2 separate regions of the Homo sapiens genome follow, and region 2 is linked to region 1. Evidence: read pairs that join two places in POLR2A ChIA-PET (ENCODE). Cell type or tissue: GM12878. All regions are shown on one strand.

Region 1 (4,000 bases):
GTTCTACAGGCATTTTTTTTTTTTGAGACAGACTTTTGCCCTTGTCCCCCAGGCTGGCGTGCAGCGGTGTGATCTTGGCTCACTGCAATCTCCACCTCCTAGGTTCAAGCAAGTCTCCTGCCTTAGCCTCCCAAGTAGCTGGAATTACAGGCATGTGCCACCAAGCCCGGCAAATTTTTGTATTTTTAGTAGAGACAGGGTTTCACCATGTTGGCCAGGCTGGTCTCAAACTCCTGACCTCAGGTGATCTGCCTGCCTCGGCCTCCCAAAGTGCTGGGATAACAGGCGTGAGCCATCGTGCTCGGCCGGTTCTATGGGCATTGTGGAAGTGACCGTTAACAAGCCCCAAGGGTAAGTAAAGGAAAATGAAAGGTGATTGATTCCTCACCACCTCTCCCCTTTTTTCCTCTACTCTTTGCCCCTGCTCCCCAATCTAGACTCTAATAAACAGAAATGATTTTTGTTGCAAGCTGAAAACTCGTTCTTGTGGTTGGGGCTAGGGGGGTGGCAAGTCAAGCTTTAGAGTTGTCTGGATAATAAATGCTGTCTTCAAGGACTGTCCAACATTGTAGGAACAAGAGAACAACCCAAGTGAACAACTAACTCCTGTTCACAAATGCTACTGCCTCTCTGCCATCCCCTAACCTCAGCCTCACACACTTGAATTTCGCCAATCCATTTGATGAGCTCAAATCAGTGAATTTTCTCCTCGCCAAAGCTCACAAATTCTGTTCCCCGCTTCTTGCCCCACATCCAGGCATTACCAACTGCATTTTCCCTTTGCCTGATATTCTGGCATCAAGCCTCCTTGCCATTCCAATTTATTTCACCTTCCTCCAGTCCTTATGATTTCCTTCCTGAAGAGTATTTCAGCATCTCTATGCCTCAATCTTCCCTGCACACCACACCAGCTCGGCCTCATCATCACATCACTTGGCTATGTCCCGCCTGGGTTAGACAGCTTCAGTGGCTGAAGTCCATAGATCTTATTCTGTTTTTCGAGGTCCACCTGACTCTGAATCCAGCTGATATTTCTGCCCTTAGCTTCTACCCCTCTCTACTTCTGGTTAACTATGGACCACACTCTGCTTCCTCAGGAACCACCTACCAAGGCCGTATCCATCCTTCAAGGACAATACGTGGGCCTTTCCTGATCACATCAGCTCAACAACTTTTCCCTCCTACATTTCAATTGCTCTTCTTACCATAATCATTAGTATTCACCCCACTGTACGTCTAGAAAGAAAGTGGTCTTAAACCTAAGGGAAGGCAGTCTAGGTCAGAAATTTGTTGTCCGCTGTTCTGAGCAGTTTCTTCTAGGAAGTACCAAACATTTCTGATAATAGAATTGAGCAATTTCCTGATGAAGTGAGACTCAGCTTGCACTGTTGACCGGCTGTCCCTGGATGAACCTAGTTACTTTTAACCAAATGTTCCTTTCTTGAACTTGTTCCTTTCTTGAACTTAATCTACCAATGTTATCTAGATAACTTTCCTCAAAAAAAAAAAAAAAAAAAAAAACCCTCTACTAGGAAAGAAATCTTTGAACCGGACTTATTGGAAATTACCTCCTTGCAGCAGGTTTGAAACAAAACTTTGAATTTGCCTCACAAAGAATTTGTCTGAAACTGCTTTAGTATATGCTAGTTATATTTGTATGCACATGTGGCTTCATACATAGTGGTTGGACACCCATATGTGTTATGCACTTTGTTAGGTGACGTAAGTTCACAGATAAACTGGACATAGGGCTATCCTCTAGAGGCCCACAGTTTGACACCTTAACCTGAGATCCTTGGACCTTTGAAGTTCAGAGTGCCCACAACCGCTGGGTGTGGTGGCTCACACTTGTAATCCCAGTACTCTGCAGGGCTGAGGTGGGAGGATCGCTTGAGTCCAGGAGTCTGAGACCAGCCTGGGCAACATGACAAAACCCCATCTCTACAAAAATTACAAAAAAAATTAGCCAGGCCTGGTGGTGCATGCCTGTGGTCCCAGTTACTTGAGAGGCTGAAGTGGGAGGATCACTTGAGTCAAGGAGGTAGAGGCTGCAGTGAGTTGAGATGGCAACACTGCACTCCAGAAACCCCATCTCAAACAAAACAGAGCAAAACAAAACAAACTGCCCATAATGCTCCTGAAACTTCCTACGGATTTATCCAGAGTATGTGCTGATGTGCATTTTTTCCAAGGAGGGAAACCAAAGGTTCTATCAAATTAAGAAAAGAGTTTTTACCATTGTGGAAGACAGTATGGCGATTCCTCAAGCATCTAAAATCAGAAATACCATTTGACCCAGCAATCCTATTACTGGGTATATACCCAAAGGAATAGAAATCATTCTACTATAAAGTCACATGCACCCGTATGTTTATTGCAGCACTATTTACAATAGCAAAATGGAACCAACTGAAATGCCCATCAATGAGACTAGATAAAGAAAATGTGATACATATACACCATGGAATACTATGCAGCCATGAAAAGGAATGAGATCATGTCCTTGGCAGGGACATGGATGAAGCTGGAAGCCATTATCCTCAGCAAACTAACACAGGAACAGAAAACCAAATGCCGCATGTTCTCACTCATAAGTGGGAGTTGAACAATGACAGCACATAGACATAGGGAGGGGAACATCACACGCCAGGGCCTGCTGCAGGGTGGGGGGTGGGGTGTGAGGGGAGGGAACTTAGAAGACAGGTGAGTAGGTGCAGCAGACCACCATGGCGCACTTATACCTATGTAACCAACCTGCACGTTCTACACATGTATCCTGGAACTTAAATTAAAAACAAAAAAGAGTTTTTAATCCAAAAAAGATTAACAGCAACTAGAAGAAAGAAAGAGATATAAACAGTGAATTGCAATGCAGCACGGCAGGTGTTATGATGGAGTAGAAAGGACTGGAAAAGGCCTCCTGGAGGAAGGGACACTCAAGTGTCTTTCCATTTCACCTGTAAACTCATTAAGGGCAAAAGCTTTGCTACAGCTTCAGTATGAGATCCTGGGCAATCCGTGACAAAATGGGTCTGCTTTTGCACCCCCAACTTCTTCTCACATCCCTGCATCGTGCCATGCAGCATCAACTGGAAACCTCAGCATCAGCAAACGACGACAGAGCGTTCATCCGTAAGGTGAACCAGAAAAGCCAGTTCAATGACTTGTTTAACCATGGTCCATCTCAGAACCAAGAGTTGGGCCTCTTATTTACCAGAAAAATTGTGGGGGCTTTGTGATATGGCTTTAAAAAAATCTTGTAATTGCCAGGCGTGGTGGCTCACACCTGTAATCCCAGCACTTTGGGAGGCCGAGGTGGGTGAATCGCCTAAGGTCAGGAGTTCGAGACCAGCCTGACCAACATGGTGAAACTCCGTCTCTACTAAAAATACAAAAACTAGCTGGATGTGGTGACGCGTGCCTGTAATCCTAGCTACTCAGGAGGCTGACGCAGGAGAATCACTTGAACCTGGGAGGCAGAGGTTGCAGTGAGCCAAGATTGTGCCATTGCGCTCCAAAAAAAAAAAAAAAAAGACATTAACATAAATTTAAATATTTTATAATGACAATCCACATTAACTACTTAAAGCATAAGCTATTTTCCAGGAGAGGCAGCAAGTGCATTCTACTCCCATGCCCAAGAAGAAAGGAGCGTGACTTTGGTGGGAGTACTAGGAGTTTCTACTGGAGCACTTGCCCGCAGAGTGAGAAACGTTCCTAGAGAGGAAGTTATACCTGCTGTGGAATTTAAGAGAATCTTGTCATATTTTGACAAGTTTTTTGAGATGGAAGTCTCACTCTGTCGCCCAGGCTGGAGTGCAGTGGCGCAATCTCAGCTCACTGCAGCCTGCACCTCCTCGGTTCCAGCTATTCTCTTGTCTCAGCCTCCTGAGTAACTGGGATTACAGGCGCCCGCCACTACGCCTGGCTAATTTTTGTATTTTTAGTAGAAATGGGGTTTTACCATGTTGGCCAGACTGGTCTCAAACTCCCGACCTCA
Region 2 (4,000 bases), 95 kb after region 1:
GTAAATAAAATGGAGTTGTTTTCAAGTAGTAGACATCATATGATTCATTTTTTTACTAGAAGAAGATCAAGAAGTAGTTGTCATTGAATGGGGAAGATGTCATGTGTTGGTCATATGTGGGCATGTATGCAGTTGTCTGCCCTTTCTTATTTTTCTGCCATAATTTGAATTGTTTTGTAATAAGAAAAGTAAATAAATAAAATTACAAAAGAAATAGCACAATTAAGATCCAGAATTTTGGAGTTTTTTCTAATTCATCTTTAATTATAGCTGATCTTGTCTGGCAATGTTTTCATGACTTTACGAAAGCTTGTCCAACTCACAAACACTTGTCCACTGCATTCCAGCCTGGGCGACAAAGCGAGACTCTGTCTCAAAAATAACAATAAAAATAATAACAGTAATAATAATATGTATCTAAATGAATAAATATATATGAAACTCCTCAGTATATATCGTGGGAGTCATATCAGTGTTGCTCATTGGACATAGTTGATGTGATTTGAATGCTTCTTCTTGGAAAGGCATGATTCCCTTCTGTGCAGTGGGGAGTCCCTGAGGGTTTCTGTGCAGGGGAGCATTACTGGAGCTGCATGGTGGAAAGGTTGCTCTTGTTCAGAGTGTGAAGAATGAACTGTAGTCAGGAGACTCCAGAGAATAGGAGCTGCATTGAGGTTTTTGAAATCGTTCTGGTGGGTGGTGATGAAATCCTGAACACAGGCGGTGTCAATGCAGGAGACAGAAGAGGCCAGATGTCTTCTCGAGTCCTAAAACTATAGAATGTATTTCATTACTTTCCTTTCATTTGCTCTTCAACCTGTAGCCCTCAACTCTTGCAAGACTCCAATAATCATTATTTAAGGATTCGAGTTATGGAGAAATTCACCTGGCACACAAGAGGTGGGTCAGGAAGCTCAGTTAATGAGTCTGAGAGAGAAAGAAAAGAATTGCCAAGTTTCAGGCAGTGAGCTGGAGACAGTCTGTACTTTTTGGGAACTCCAAAAGGAAGTGTGTTGACTTGGCTGACATTTCAGCGGGGAAAATAAGGAAGGAAGGTGATGGGTGACTGTGAGGCCAGAGGCCTTTGCCTTTTCCGTACACCAGCTCCACAGTGAGCATCCTGAGGGCAGGAACCATATCTGACACATCTCTGAATCCTACCACCCTTAGCTCGTGCAGGCATTTGAAAGGTGCTGTAAGCGAGGGGAATGTTGGAGTCCATTCTGACTCTGCTCACAGGATTGGGAGCCACGCTAACCCGACAACCTCTGAACTCTGGATATGGAACCAGGCCGAGGCTGCCAGCTCTTATTAGACTCTGTAAACCAACCTGATAGATAAGGAAGTGTGATTCACAGGTTCTGGGAAACAGAAAGAGGTGTGGCCTCATACACTATTTTGGTGACTTCATTTAAATGATCGTTAGGACTTGTTGTATATGTTTTTTGGCTACTTCAGAGTTTTGAAAGTCCTAGAGCCATAAGTTTACTCCAATTTCCATTACTTCATAATTCCATTATATGTATTCAGAAAATATCTATCGTATACCAGCCGTAGGAAAGTGAGAGTACCACAGAACTGTGAAATATACATACCATCTGCAAGGAGCTTATAATATTGTAAACAAGGTGAGACTTGTTTACATTGAATAACTAGGGAACAATGTTATGAGAGAATATATAGAAAGTATAATTCAAGTATCTAAAGATGTGATTAAGGCATGTGGAAATGAAGTTATTGCTTCAATTAAATGTATTATCTCTGGAGGACGGCTTGAGTTCAGGAGTTTGAGACCAGGCTGGGCAACATGGTGAGACCCCATCTCTAGGAAAAAAAAAATTAGCCAGGTATGGTGGCATGTGCCTCTAGTCCCAGCTACTCGGGAGGCTGAGGCAGGAGGATTGCTTAAGGCCAGGAGTTTGAGGCTGCAGCGGGGCATAATCATGCCATTGTGCTCTAGCCTGGGTGACAGAGCTAGACCCTGTCTCAAAATAAAATAAAATAAAATAAAATAAAATAAAATAAAATAATAATGAAATAAAATAAAATCATTTTAAAAATAAAATAATAAAATGAAACAGTGTTAGTAATATCACCAATATAGTTATGAGACAGTCCAACTTTATAAAGTAAGTAACTGGCCACCATTTGCCTGGTTGGATTGGCTGTAGTACATTGATATCCTTGTACATTCAAACATTAACTATTCACAGATTTATCTTGGTTTGAGGACCGTTCAGAATGGAAGAACCACTGATAGACTTCCTTTCTCAGCAAAATGACAGAGTAGATACCAAAAAACCCTCCTGCTACAAAAACACCCAGAAATGATAAATAATATAGTGCAAATGCCTTTTAAAATCCTGAGCTGATAAACAATAATCAACTGTTTAAAGCAAAATAATAACAATGTGTCATGGGGTATAACATATGTCAAAGCAAAACATAGAACAATAGCACAAGGGCTTGGGGGAGAGACTGGAAGTCTGCTGTTTCAGATCTTTACAGGATATGTATGTGGTGGTATAACATCACCGGAAGGAAAACTGTGATAAGGTAAAGATATATAGTGGACACCCTAAAACAACCACTAAACTAGTACAACGAGTTATAGTTAATAACCAACAAAGGAGATAAAATGGAATCATAAAACATACTCAGAGAATCTATGATGTGATCATCTCCATAGGAAATCATATGGAATCTACAAAGCTGCTATTAGAATAAGTGAGTTTACAAGGGTGCAGAATACAGAGTCAAGACACCAAAAAATCAATATGCAAAATACTAGCAACAAACAATAAGAAATCGAAATAAATATCATACCATTTGCAGTGACATAAAAAATATGAAATACTTAGGGATATGTCTGACAAAAGATGTACAAGGCTGGCACGCTGAAAATTATAAAACATTTCTGGAGAAATTGCAGAATTCTTAAATAAATCAAGAGAGATACCGTGTTGATGGGTTTTTAAGAAGACTCAATATTATTAAGATATCAATTCTTCCCCAAACTGATCTTTAAATTTAATGAATTCCAATCAAAATTTTAGCAGGCTTTTGTTGGTAGACATTGATACACTGTTTGTTAAATTCAGTAGGCCAGGCGGGGTGGCTCACGCCTGTAATCCCAGCACTTTGGGAGGATCCCTTGAACCCAGGAGTTTGAGACCAGCCTGAGCAACATAGCAAGACCTCATCTCTACAAATTAAAAAAATAATAACTAGCTGGGCATGGTGGTGCACATCTGTGGTCTCAGGTACTCAGGAGGCTGAGGTGGAAAGATCACTTGAGCTTAGGCAGCTGAGGCTGCAGTGAGCTATGATCATGCCACTGCACTCCCCGCTGGGAGACAGAGTGAGACTCTATCTTGGAAAAATTTAATTTAATTTAATTTAATTTAATTTAAAAAATTTAATTTAAAAATTTTAATTTTAAAAATTTAATTAAATTAAAAAATTTAATTTAAAAATTTTAATTATAAAATTTTAATTAAATTTAAAAATTTAATTTAAAAAATTAATTTAATTTAATTTAAAAACAAAAAAACAGTAAAGGATCTAGAAAAGCAAACTCAGCTTTGAAAATGATTAGCACAGTAGGAGGACTTATACTACCTGACTTTAAGACCTATGACAAAGCAACAATAATCAAGGCAGCACGGTATTGGTGTCAAAACAAACAGACACATAGATCGATGGAATCGATTGGTGAGTCAGCCAGAAACACACACAATACACTTAGTCCTTGCTCAGGATCCTACACAAACAGCCCTGGAGGTCCACGGCTGCTGGAAATGGGCAGGGAACACTTCCTGTACAAAACCTGTTACAGATGCAAGAGACAGGCTGGCTGTCCTGGCGGGAAGGAGCAGAATATCTGAAAGCTTCAACCATGAGGTCCAGACACACGAGGCCTGCGTGAGACTCAGGACAATGGAAAACTGCCCCCAGTGCCACCACCATCGGACAAGCAGGCAGCAAGCAGGTAGCACAG

What was found. ChIA-PET counts read pairs that join two places held together with the same protein. Peaks named below come from ENCODE experiments on the same cell type or tissue, not always from the same donor. Only the 100,000 strongest peaks of a DNase experiment are listed, where the experiment ranks them.
Region 2: POLR2A ChIA-PET joins it to region 1 with 8 read pairs; 5 of 35 experiments call an interaction of 5 or more read pairs at or near these places.

The regions. Positions count from the first base shown.
Region 1 is chr10:6,063,407-6,067,406 of GRCh38, reverse strand. No RefSeq gene overlaps it. Among named protein-coding and RNA genes, the nearest start is that of IL2RA, 3.0 kb to the right of the region's middle. RefSeq lists a silencer at 1,455-1,655. In GM12878, no CTCF peak of the experiment used is centred here; no DNase peak of the experiment used is centred here.
Region 2 is chr10:5,968,767-5,972,766 of GRCh38, reverse strand. The region is part of intron 1 of IL15RA (interleukin 15 receptor subunit alpha); the gene reads left to right. It overlaps LOC107984200 (a long non-coding RNA gene), which reads right to left. Exons shown (of 3, transcript XR_001747348.2): 3 at 1-773. Among named protein-coding and RNA genes, the nearest start is that of IL15RA, 6.8 kb to the left of the region's middle. In GM12878, no CTCF peak of the experiment used is centred here; no DNase peak of the experiment used is centred here; H3K4me3 peaks cover 1,256 bases; H3K27ac peaks cover 960 bases.